Linked DNA regions of Mus musculus: all the other regions are linked to region 2. Evidence: chromatin loops called from intact Hi-C (ENCODE). Cell type or tissue: heart. All regions are shown on one strand. Region 1 overlaps Gm34773 (a long non-coding RNA gene). Region 2 holds the start of Gm41581 (a long non-coding RNA gene). Region 3 holds the start of Rcan2 (regulator of calcineurin 2).

Region 1 (4,000 bases), 50 kb before region 2:
GGCACCTAGACAATCAAACTCAGGTCCTCATTGTTTGCACTTTGCTAAGCCATCTTCCTACCCCCATTACCCCTGTATCATTTGCTACATCAAACTATCCCAGAAATGAAGCTAGCAACTCACCCTCATATTATACTTCTAGTCAGTCTGTGGAAAGGAACATGAAGGAAATACTGAGCGTAGGGTGCAAAGGCAGGGAGACATCACACAACCAGAGAGCAGGGAGAACGATCCTTTTGGAAACTTTTGATTGTCCTCAACTGCTCTAGTGACTTTTTTGGACATCACAAGTGGAGGAAAACACACATTATCCCTGCTAAATAAATAAGTAAATTAATAACCAGAAAGACAAGCTTGTTTCTAACAACTCAATAAATTTCTAGTATGTGCCAACAACTAAAAGCAGGAGATGGCTCTGATTAGCTTTATTTAGACATTTAACACAGCCTAGAGTCATCCGGGAAAAAAGACTGAACTGTAGACCTTGCCAAATAGAAGGGCATAGCCCACCATGGGTGTTACAATCCCTAGGCAGTTGCTCTCCAACCTTATAAAAAAAGATAACTGAGTATAAGCTGGCCTGTAAGCCAACCAACAAGCAGCATTCCTCCATGGCATCTGCTTCAAGTGTCTACTCTGACTTCTCTTGGTGACACATTGTCACCTGTAAGCAACAGTGAACCCTTTCCTCTCCTAAGATGCTTGTGACCTGAGGATATTGCCATAGTAACAGAGAGGAAACTAGGACTCTGGTCAAGTTGGATTTGTTGCTCACTGTCTTATGTCAGAAGAAACACCTGAAGGGGACAGCCAGGCATCACAATAAGAGGACATACGGAAGAAGGACTTCCCAAGGCACGTGGATTCATCTTAAGTGATGTAGGGGAGAGTTAAGTCTTCAGGCACTTCTTTGCTCCAGACTGAACACTGTAGAACACAGTACTCATTAGTTTGTTAGGAAATATTATCTGCATGGCAAGAAGGCAAAAGCAAAACAGAAGTTATTTTTGCCTTCATAGAAAGACACAGCCATGGGGTCTCTGTCTGCAAATTCTACCTGCCAGAACGTTTTCTACTGTTGCATGGGTTTTTTTTTTTTCATATCCTAATGTCCGCCCTACCCTACCCTGCCCTGCCCTGTGCTGCCCTGCACTACCTTCCCCTCCCCTCCCCTCCCCTCCCCTCCCTTTCTTTCCCCTCCCCCCTTTACCTCCTGTTCCCTTCCCTTCCCTCTTGTTCCCTTCCCTTCCCTCCTTTTCCCTTCCCTTCCCTCCTGTTCTCTTCCCTTCCTTTTCCTTCCTCTTCCTTTTCCCTCTCCCCCTTCCCCATCCTCTTCTCCTTCCTTCCCTCCTCCACTCCTCCCCTCTTCCTCTTCCCCCTCCCTTTCTCCTCCCCCTCCTGATGCAGCAGTCAGTGAGACCCCTTTCCCTCCACCACAGTACAACTCTTTGCTGTGGCAAGGGACATCCACATCATTGTTCAGACAGCAAAGGAAAACTGGCTGTCTCTGATTTCTCTTTTTCCATTTGCAACCTTGTGCCATGCTCAAAATAGTCACATCAGCCTTCACAGTGACCCCACGCTTGCCACACTGGGATAAAAGCCACTGGTGCTCATATTGAATCTGACTTGGCTCTGGGGTGGACTCCAGAGCATGTAAAGTTGTAGTTAACATGCCAGTAGTTGACAATGCCAGAAACAGTGAGAAGTAGTCCAACTGACCTGTGTTTCCTCCTTCATGAAACAGGATGCACAAGGAACTGCAGCTCAGCAGATGTTTCTTAAGCTGAAATGTGTGGACTTCCTGGTTTACACAAGGGGAAAATTCACAAAGCCCAGAAGTATGTGAGTTGTGATTTGCTTTCTAAAGGTCCTTTACTTCACAAATTATGTCACCCCTTTTTATTGTATTTTAAAGATTTTTTTAAATTTTTTGATTATGGATATGATTGTGTCTGAATCAGGGGTGGGGAATGTGTGTGCATGAAGGCAGGTGCCAGCAGAAGCCAGAGGTGTCCCATCCTCCAGAGCTGGAGTTACAGGTGTTTGTAAGCTGCCTGTAGTCAATATTGGGAACTGAACCTGGCTCCTCTGCAAGATCAGCAAGTGCTCTCAACCTCCAAGCCATCTCTTCAGATCATGGTACCGTATATCTGAATGTCTGCAAATGAAAATTTCATGTGTGTTGGGTTTGGGAGTGTACAGATACCAGCAGAGGGTTCCAGGTGTGATTGGAGAACCGCGAATCCTATGGTGAGGTCGTCCTCTCATAAGAATCTGGGTGACAGGAGTAAATAGCCACTGGTTCCGATGAGTCATGGTAGGTTTCTAAAGGAGATAGACCAATCTATTGGGGCCATCAGGATGGAACTAGTGACAGATGACTCTGACCAATCAATTTGAGCTAAGGTGCTATTGAGTGATATTGGGACCTCCTATTTGGTTTCTTTCAAAGAGCATCTGATCTTGAATGGGGCTGGTAGCCACCACCCATGCTGACTCCACCAGTTTCTCCCTGATCCTGGATCATCCTTCTTTCTGTTTAAAAGACATTAATTCCACCGTTTTGAATTGTGTGTATGAGTGTGTATCTGTGTGTCTTGTGTGAATATGAGTGCAGATTCCAGAGGTGCCACAGAAACCTAAACTACCCCCCTTCCCTGAGGTGGAAATAGGAGTGGTTTTAAGCTGCCTGATGTAGGTACTGGGAACTGTGGGGTCCTCAGGAAGAGCAAAAGGCACTTTGAACTGCTGAGATGTCTCTCTAGCCTCTAAGTTTCTACTTTTAATCTTCCATGCTAGGCAACTGTTGCACAGGAAGTAGTTAGACATTCCTTGGCCCATTTTTTCCATCGATTGGCTCTTAGAAATTTGGAGTGGGACCTAAAACCTTGAATAATTTCATGCAGTTTACAGAAGATCCTAGTGCAGGCTAAGGTTTAAGCCACTCCTCCAAGTGCGTTACCTGCGTCAGCACTGTTCATGTCGATAGTAGTTCCCCAATGTAGGAACTCAGCGAAGCACTTGACCTACATCAACACTCTTATTGTGCCCAACTGCCCTCCAAGACAGTAACCCAGCTTGCGCCAACTTTCCCGTTGCCCAAACTGAAACATAGAAAGAATAAGCTACGTGGTAAAGGTCCTCAGGTCATAAGTGGTTTGAATCCAGGTCGTCTTGCACCGGACATGGCTCCACTGCCACTCAATAGATTTCACTCTTATAAACTCACCTGTGAAGCCTCTCTAACTCCCATCCCCCAAATCCTGCCAGTCAGTAGCATCAGCTCTGTGTGTCATATGTCTTCATATGACACTCCTGATTTTGTGTTTTTCTGTCCTCGTCTCCCCACACCTGTGCCACAAATAGCTTTGGTGTATGAAGAAAGATTGAATAAGTGAATGAAATAGTTAGGGAACCAATGGATATCTTGATTCAAAACCGTCTCTCCTGGGATTTTCTGGAGAGATTAAAAAAATATAGTTAGATTATAAAATCCTACCCCTCGTGTACTCTGTGAGACAGTTCAAGAACAGAGTATTTCTTTTTTACATTAATGCAAGGATAGGGGTTGGCTCAGTCAGTAAAGTGTTTGCTTTAGAAGCCTGAGTACTTGAGTTTGATCCTCAAACCCACATTTAAAAAAAAAAAAAGTGGATGCTCACAGTCATCCAGTGGACAGAGCACAAGGTCCCCAATGAAGGAGCTAGAGAAAGTACCCAGTGAGCTGAAGGGGTCTGAAGCCCCAGAGGAGAAACATCAATATGAACTAACCAGTACCCCCACCCCGAGCTCCTTGGAACTAAACCACCAATCAAAGATAGCACATGGTGGGACTTGTGGTTCTAGCTGCATGTGTAGCAGAGGATGGCCTAGTAGGTCATCAATGGGAGGAGAGGCCCTTGGTTCTGTGAAGGTTCTATGTACCAGTATAGGGGAATGCCAGACCAGGAATGGGAGTGGGTGGGTTGGGAAGCAGGGGGATGGGATAGGGGGATTT
Region 2 (4,000 bases):
ATGTGCTCTGAGAGGCTAGAACGTAAGCAGACACACAGATACATGCATGCACATATGTATAAATAAAAGCAGATCAAAATTTTTACATCGTTTTCTTAGCTAAAGGAAAGGATATGAAAATAAATTACTCATATTTAAATATTTGAAATTTCTAGTAGAACTTTTCTCAAATACCCACTGAAGGCAAATTTTTGGCAATGGCTAAATAAAAGCTTTAGGCATTTACTAAAATGAGGAGTTTTCTTCCATGGCTAAGTCTAGAATCTGACCATCTGTGGCACTTTAGGAAAGAAACTTCATTAGTTTGTTTGTTTGTTTGTTTGTTTCTTTCTTTCTTTCTTTTTTTTTTTTTTTTTTTTCCGGAGTTCTTCAGAAGCCAGCTGAGCTATGCTCATGCTAAGGATATTTGCCCAACACTTCCAATGTCAAAACAGTGAAAATAATGAGGTGTATTATTTATAACAGATTCAGTTTTTACACTTACAGGAACAAGAGTTCACATCTAGAAAGAAAATTCATTAAAATACAAACATGTTGAAAATTCCTTAAATACTTAGCACTTGTAGATTTTTTCCAATTGTAAATACTTGTCCGGATGTAACTGCAGGGACTTTGAGAAAGATGATGTCCCAGCAAACACTGCCAAGACTGAATGGAGTGAAATGGAAACAGTAACAACCAGGCGGAGGGAATTAAGGGAAAGGCAGGCATGAAGATGCTGCAGAGACCTGGGGTCTGGAGAGCACACTGACAAGGATATTTCTGAAGGCGAAACTTGAGACAGACCTTGAGGAAGGACAGGCTTTAAATAAGCAGGCATGGAATCTGAGGGTATTTCAGAGCCAGTGAACCAGGAGCAGGGAGCACAGGGGTCAGGGGACAGCAGGATAATCCTTGGGGTGAGAGGGGTAACCAGAACTTTACAGAGGTCCAGCTGGGGCCAGATCATGGAGAACCAGGGGCTCTAAGAGGATAAGGGGGTCTGACCAGCAGCTACGGTGCCAGGCTCCTAGAGAGTGGCATTCACAGGCTTGTTTCAGGAGAATGCATCAGTGTATAATAGTAAAAGTGGGGGAAAGAAGAGAATGCATGGGGGGGGGGGGTTCTGGGTGAAATGGCGGTGAACCATCACCTGGTTCCACAGGAGAGAATGCAGCTGGGATGCCAGAGTGGGGGAGGGGTGTGTAGAAGTCAACCCCAGCCACCAGGTGTCTTGGAGGATAGGGATACACATCAAAGAGATGGAATGCCTAGGGGGTGCTAGGTACTGACTTCCATTGCTGGTCTTTTGATTTTGAGTGAACATTTATTGCTGCTGTTGGTTTTTGTTGTTGTTGTTGCTGTTCCTGTGGGTCTGAAGCCCCAGGGGTCCCAGAATGCCCTATGTAATCCCAGGATATCCTCTAACCTCCTCAGTCTCTTGAGCTCTTGGATTACAAATGTGAACCACCACATCTGGCTTCCCTCTGACTTCTGAAGAGGGAAACACAACACACAACAAACAAACAAACAAACAATCCCTCTCTTTTTCCCTCCTAGAAGTCATTAAAGGCCATGCCAGAGCAGGCTGGAAAACTGTCCTCGGTGCCAGGAGCAGGAGCTCTGCCGTGGATTCCTGGTTGCTATCAGCTGCAGCTCATGAAAATAGAATGCTCTTGCCCTGGAATTTGGAGAACGCAGCAGGCAGGCATAGCCTCAGAGACATCATGCATTGAAGCATAGCTGTTCAAGTTCAAAGGTGAGGTCGTTTCCCCATAATCTCTTCCTCCTAAGAAATTTCTTCCTGAGAAAGATTTTTAAAAATCTGGCAGGGATACAGATTCAATGGCTCTGAGGCTTTACCGGGCTACTCTAGGGAACTGGGAAGGCATAGCTTACTGCACTTGATCTTCTGGGTTGCTGACTCGAGAGGTTTGGGATAGGACACAAGAACTCGGGTTTTGTGCAGGTTCCTAGGTAGTATTTCCACTGGTAGTGTGGACCCCACAATTTGGAAATTGAAAGCCTAGACTTTCAATGTGGTGAAGAGAAGGAAGCAATACAAGTTGGGAGGTGTAAAGGTAGGTTCCTCTTAATACTATCGTACAAAAATAACTCAGAAGCCACATGGAACAGTAGTGGGCATAGCACCAAGCTTTTGGCTGGGGATGACAGTAAGCATCAACAGGAAGGGTGAAAGGTAAACGCTTTGTGCTGAGTAAGGGAAATCACATAACAGACCAGAAGACAGGAATGGTGTAGGACTACGATTAAAGGGCATAAGAAATGGGGCAGAGGGTAAGAACGCTTGCTACTCTGGCAGAGGACTGGAGTTTGGTCCCTGCTGAGTGTGCCTTTATTCACTGAGCCATCTTGCTGACTTCATTTTCTTTTTCTTTTCCTTTTTTTCTCTCTCTCTCTCTTTCTTTCTTTCTTTCTTTCTTTTCTTTCTTTCTTTCTTTCTTTTTTTTTGAGACAAGTTCTTATTATATGGACCAGGGTAGCCTGGAACTCACAGAGGTCTATCTATCTGTGCCTCCTTCCCGACTGCTGGGGTTAAAGCCATGTGCCACCATGTCCAGCCAACCCCAAGGGATGCTGCTAAATACAGTTCTGAGTCTGGTTGAGATTTATTTTTAAGAATGTGATTTTTTTTAAATTTTCATTACTTTTATTTCTGTGTATGGATGTTTTGCCTGTATCTATGTCTGCATCACATGTGTGCAGTGCCAGCTGAGGCCAGAAGAAGGCATGGATAGGATCCTCTGTAAGGAGAGTATCCATGTAGGTGCTGGGCACTGAACATGAGTTCTCTTCAGGAATAATAAGTGACCTTAACCTCTGAGTCATCACTCCAGATTTTTCATACCAATTATTCATAAGAAATGTTGATCTGTCTGCTATTTGCTTTGTAGTATCTTTGTGTGGTGTAGAGGGTGGAAGTGCTGACCTGTCGAACCAATTAGGAAATTCTCTCTCTCCGTGTTTTCAAAAAGCTTGAGATGTGCTGATACTAACAAACGATAAGAAGAAAAAAATTAAATTCAGAGATAGGGGGTGAAAGCAGGGGGATAAAGAGTGGGAAAAAGAATAACCCACCAGGTATCAAGACCTGCTATAAGTGGTATCCAACTGTGGGCTTGATAAAATAAAAATGGGAAATTTGATTTCAAATGCCATAGAGAAAATGGCAGGGGTCCAAGGAATAGGTATAAGACCCTAGCAAAAAATTTATTGTGGCTGCTGTCACTGGGATATCCCTGGCTTTGCTCTCAGAGGAAATTTTCTGGTTTTTGTTTTTTGTTTTTGTTTTTTCTTCTTTTTCTTGTCTGTATATTCTATTTCAAAAAAGGTTGGAAGAGTGGCTGAGAAGTTGAAATAACTGTGGGTAGGAATGAAAGGGCCTAAGAAACAAAAAAATTGGCTGAAATGAAGAAAAAAGGGGACAACTGAATAAGGGATACGATTGATATTGATTCTAATGTGTACCATGCTAATATAATCAGTCAAGCTATAGCTAGAACTCTCCAACATCAAAATGTCTGGTGCTTCAATTGTGGGAAATATGGCCATTTGCAACAAAACTGTGAAAAAAAGGTATCCCTAAGGGCAAGATGTTTTCTTATTTTCTATAAACAAAAAGGAAAGCCTAGGTTTCCAGGGGTGTTTGGGTAATGTGGCAAGGGCCATTTGGGCCAATGAGTGTAGGCCCAAAAGAAATATGCAAGGAAATTTCTTACCGCTGGGAAATGGCCTTGGGGGCCTACCTTGAAGCCCTACAGCAAAAAGTATGAGCTGTTTCAGCCACAGAGTGACAAGCAGGTGGAAAAAATGTCTACTTGGTATTAAAGATTTAAAGCAGGATATTGCAGGCTCTAGACTTGTCCACAGGTAAACATCTTACTCTATCCCCTAAAATTCAGTGTTACAAAGTAACTACTGGAGTTTATGGTCCTTTGCCCTCAGGGACAGGAGGGATAATCTTGGGAAGGATCAGTTTGAATTCTCAAGGACTCATTGA
Region 3 (4,000 bases), 57 kb before region 2:
CTATCCCAATATAAGAAACAAAACGTGCCAAAGTATGCAGTCTTGTTGAATCCATCAGGGATAAGAAAGAAAGGAAAAAAGAAAAAAAAAAAAGGACAAACAGCAAGGCCTTGAAGAATAAATCATTAACCACAAGTCAAATCGAGGCACCCTGGCAACCAGCGAGATGTAGAGGCAGCCGAGAGGAATCAGGTAGCTGAGACTGCCTTGTCCCCTCTGATGACTTCTGGAGAGAAACACCCCACAGGCACGACGAACCCGGCACACCGCGCTCCTGTCCATGTCACTTTTCAAACTTGAAGTTATTTTTAGATGACCCAAGCCGGCTAAGCCCAGGCAGGACAATTCTCAGCCCGCTGTGCCCGAAAGCCCCTTTGCCTCTCCCTAAAAAATTTGGTAAAGCTTGGGAAGACAGGGGTCTCCTCATTTTTTTTCCTTTACTCACTGCTTTGCTGGACACCCCTAACTCCTCTAAGCCCAAATCCCGGGGACACTGGAGTTATTCTGGATCCTCCAAGTCCCTATACACCTGCTGCTGCACCTGGGAAGGTGGACCCTTGGCCAGTAGGATGGGGAGGGGGCTTTTGGAGACTAGCGCCTCCTAGAGGGGGTCATGGGAAACCTGTCTCTGGGGATGCTTTGGGGACTGGCCAGGAGAGAAGATCTCTCCAGCCCTGCCCCTGAGCCCAGCAATGCTTGATTCCCATTGTCCGGGTCCCCTGGCACCCAGGTGTTCAGCCCTGGTGGGACAGGGGACAGGGTCGATGGGGCCTGCGCCGTTACGTAACCGACCTGCAGGACGTCTGCGATGCGCCGCTGTGGCGGCGGTGACAGTGGCAGCGGCTCGGGGGTCCTCGGGGCAGCAGGCTGCGGGCGCGGCTCTGCCTGTTCACCTGACGGCCGGGGCGAGCGCGGAGCCCGCGGGCCTGGGCGTGGAGCCGTGCGCACTGAGCGCCGCCTCCCGCTCTCCGGGTCGTGGGGTCACCCGGGCTGTGCCTCCTGCTGGTGCTCCCGCAACCTCCACCGCCGTCACCCGGGACAAAGCGGCTCCGGGGAGGGGCCGAGCCGGCGGCTCTCGACCAAGCCAGTGGAGATGGGCGCGCCCCCAGCTCCGACTCATCGGGCCAACCTCCAATCAGACCCCAGGGAAGCCAAAGCCCCTGACTGGCCTCCTTTGGTCGCCTCCCTCCTGACCAGTCGCCCTTCTGGGTCCCTCACCCACCTCCACCTCCTGGGCTTCCACCCGGCGCTCAGCTGCACACCCCTCCTTTGCGATCTCAGGCGAGCTGGACCCTTTGCAGGAACCTGACACAGGAGCCTGTCCCCAAAGGCAATGCCTTTCCAAAGAAGAGGCTCCCGGGTCATCTCCCCCATCCCCCGTTGAGGACTTTTTTTTTTTTTTTTTGAGGGTCAAAGAGGGGTGAGATCGCTCTTGGAGCGAAGCATCTGCATACAAGGATACTAAAAAATAAAAGGACAGAGAAGAAACTGTGGGTCCGTAGAACTAGGGGGTTGTTTTCTCACAGGTCGACCTCTGGCTAACTAAGGAACTGTCTGGAAGCCACTCTTGAGTGCTCAAGAGCGACTATGCTTGGTGGGTGCTGGCGCCCTCTGGCTGGGGCTGTGAGTGAGCCCTGCCCACACCATTGAAGGTGCCCTGTGCCGGTTTCACAGTTTTGCCAGGAAAGACTCACAACCACCAGACCTGGGGGAGAGAAAGAAGGACTTGGGTGTTCAAGGATTCCTAATGTGTAAGACTTTGGGTCCCTAGGAAAAGGGAGACTAGTATTTATACAAGGTAAAGGGGAAGGGGCGTGTCGGAGGTGGAACAATACAGGGAGGATTTACTTCTCAACCAAATGAACCCATTCTGAAGACTGTGCAAAATTATGCAGCTCAAGAACAAGGAAGCCTGTGACTTGTGGTGGCACAGACGGGGACAGGACTGAATCTCATGGCAAGAGTACCTCAATGACACAAAATGATTAGCGTTTGGAGACCGTGGAAACTGAAGGATAGAGGAGACCAACCTCAAAGCAGATAGAATGGCAGATAGGAATAAGTTTTGTGTCATGTCGCCTTTCTCACTGTTGTATACTTGAACCTTTTCCTGCATCCACTTGGTTGGTTCTTAATAACAGTATTAAAACTGCATTGAAGTAATAGTTCTCTTCTCTTCTCTTCTCTTCTCTTCTCTTCTCTTCTCTTCTCTCTCCCTCTCTCTCTCTTTCTCTCTTCCTCCCACCCTCCCTCCTTCCCTCCCTCCCTCTGTGTGTGTCTCTGTGTGTGTGTGCCTATCTCTGACTCTCTGTCTCTGTGTGTATCTTGCTGCCTACTCTCTCTCTCTCCCTCCCTTCCTCTGTGTGTGCCTCTGTGTGTGTGTGTGTGTGTCTGTCTCTGACTCTGTCTCTGTGTATATCTTTTGGCTCTCTCGCTCTCGCTCGCGCTCTCTCTCTCTCTCTCTCTCTCTCTCTCTCTCTCTCTCTCTCTCTCTCTCCTTTCTGTGTATCTGAGTGTCTTGCTGCCTCTGTGTGCCTGTTTTTCTGTCTGTCTCTGTGTGTCTGTCTGAGAGAGGGGGGGTGCTTAGCTCTTCTATCCGCTTAATCTGCATTAAATATAAGCACAGAATTAAATAAACATTTCAGAGTTGAAAATGACCTTCGATGTCATCACGCTTTGGGCATGCACATTCTACATGTTTGTTAATTTGACAGAATTGCAAGTTCGGAGAGAAATTTCTTTTTGAAAGGACCTTCTTATATGGAGCAAAAACATCTCTAGAATTTTCTCGTACAGGCTATAGCTCACATCTGAAAGTCATCATGGAAATCAAGCCCCATTCCTCTTCCAACTAACTATTTTTGAAACCTAGGAAGATAGCCATCACGTCTGGTGCACCTGGAACTTCGGCTTTTCAGGTAATATAGCTTCAAGGCTTTCAACAAAATTTCAAGGTAGCAATTCTTAGACTCACCGTGTGTTGACTTTGATCACAAGGAGGTCCATTTTTGTGAGTCTATATTTACATAAAACAAAGTTTTTGGTTGCAGAATATATTTTTGTTAAAGTTTTGGAAAATGAGAGAAATACATTTTTATCCCTGTGTGCTATGTGCTAATGTGGGTTCACATGTACAGTGTTCCATGTGTGTATGACAAAGGACCACCTAAGGCGGTCTTCACTGCCTACCTTGTTTGAGACAGGGTTTCTTTTGTTCCTCTGTGTGTGCCAGGCTGGCCAACTTTCCTGGGATGTCCTTGTCTCTGCCTCCCATCTCACTGTAGATGTAGTGGGGCTGCTAATGAGGTCTCCTTGGGTTCTGGGGTTTAAACTCAAGCCCTCATGCTTGTGAAGCACTGAGCCATCTCCCATCCTAGAAGACTCAAGGTTAATGATCAGTTTAAAGGAAACCATACATGTAAATGCTCTTTGGCTGGCATCCAGTGATCACTTTACATCACTATGAAAAGATCACCATGGCCATTCGCCTACCACCCAGATACAGATCCTTTTACTTTTCTAGATTATTTCCTTAAGTTGTCACATCCTCATACTTCAGCTTTTGCCACAGAGGCAAAGTTTGCATTGCCAGTTGACTGTGTGATTGTGTGTTGAGTGGAAGGCAAAGGCCAAGAGACAAGACTGTCTTCATTTGGTTCATTTTTAAGAAGTAGATCTATTACCACGAGTAAAGTTAATGGTAATGATTAGAGTGAAAGGATCTGTGGGGGCTGACTTGGAATATATTTTGTAGAGCAGGAGTAAGATTCATGGGCAGCTAACATGAACCGTTGACAGTAAGATCCTAAGTTCTATTTGTTAGAATTTACTGAGCACAACCTATATGCTAGGCTTTATGAAAATCACTTTGGATATTAACTCATGAACTCAACCTGTAACCTTATTAGGTTGATACAAAATATCAACCCATAGAAATTATGTAAAGGCTGAGCCAGTGTGTCAGCTCAGTAGGTAACGGTGTCTGCTGCCAAGCCTGAGG

What was found. A loop is a pair of places that touch in the nucleus more often than their neighbours do. Peaks named below come from ENCODE experiments on the same cell type or tissue, not always from the same donor. Only the 100,000 strongest peaks of a DNase experiment are listed, where the experiment ranks them.
Region 1: a loop joins it to region 2, with 2.6 times the contacts of the local background. A loop is called at or near these places in 5 of 42 quality-filtered maps.
Region 3: it touches region 2 in a loop (1.9-fold over the local background); 5 of 42 quality-filtered maps call a loop at or near these places.

What each region holds. Positions count from the first base shown.
Region 1 is chr17:43,792,682-43,796,681 of GRCm38, reverse strand. Gm34773 (a long non-coding RNA gene) reads left to right here. Exons shown (of 3, transcript XR_385586.2): 2 at 1,748-1,841. Among named protein-coding and RNA genes, the nearest start is that of Gm34773, 5.7 kb to the left of the region's middle. In heart, a CTCF peak has its summit at 1,748; a DNase peak (open chromatin) is centred at 1,601.
Region 2 is chr17:43,742,262-43,746,261 of GRCm38, reverse strand. All of the region lies in intron 10 of Cyp39a1 (cytochrome P450, family 39, subfamily a, polypeptide 1), which reads right to left. It overlaps Gm41581 (a long non-coding RNA gene), which reads left to right and starts at 1,569. Exons shown (of 3, transcript XR_876800.2): 1 at 1,569-1,738. In heart, no CTCF peak of the experiment used is centred here; a DNase peak (open chromatin) is centred at 1,631; H3K27ac peaks cover 1,970 bases.
Region 3 is chr17:43,798,889-43,802,888 of GRCm38, reverse strand. Rcan2 (regulator of calcineurin 2) reads right to left here and starts at 1,038. Exons shown (of 5, transcript NM_207649.1): 1 at 793-1,038. It overlaps Gm34773 (a long non-coding RNA gene), which reads left to right and starts at 2,506. Exons shown (of 3, transcript XR_385586.2): 1 at 2,506-2,918. In heart, CTCF peaks have their summits at 629 and 1,615; DNase peaks (open chromatin) are centred at 278, 1,078 and 1,598; H3K4me3 peaks cover 1,864 bases; H3K27ac peaks cover 1,738 bases; H3K27me3 peaks cover 618 bases.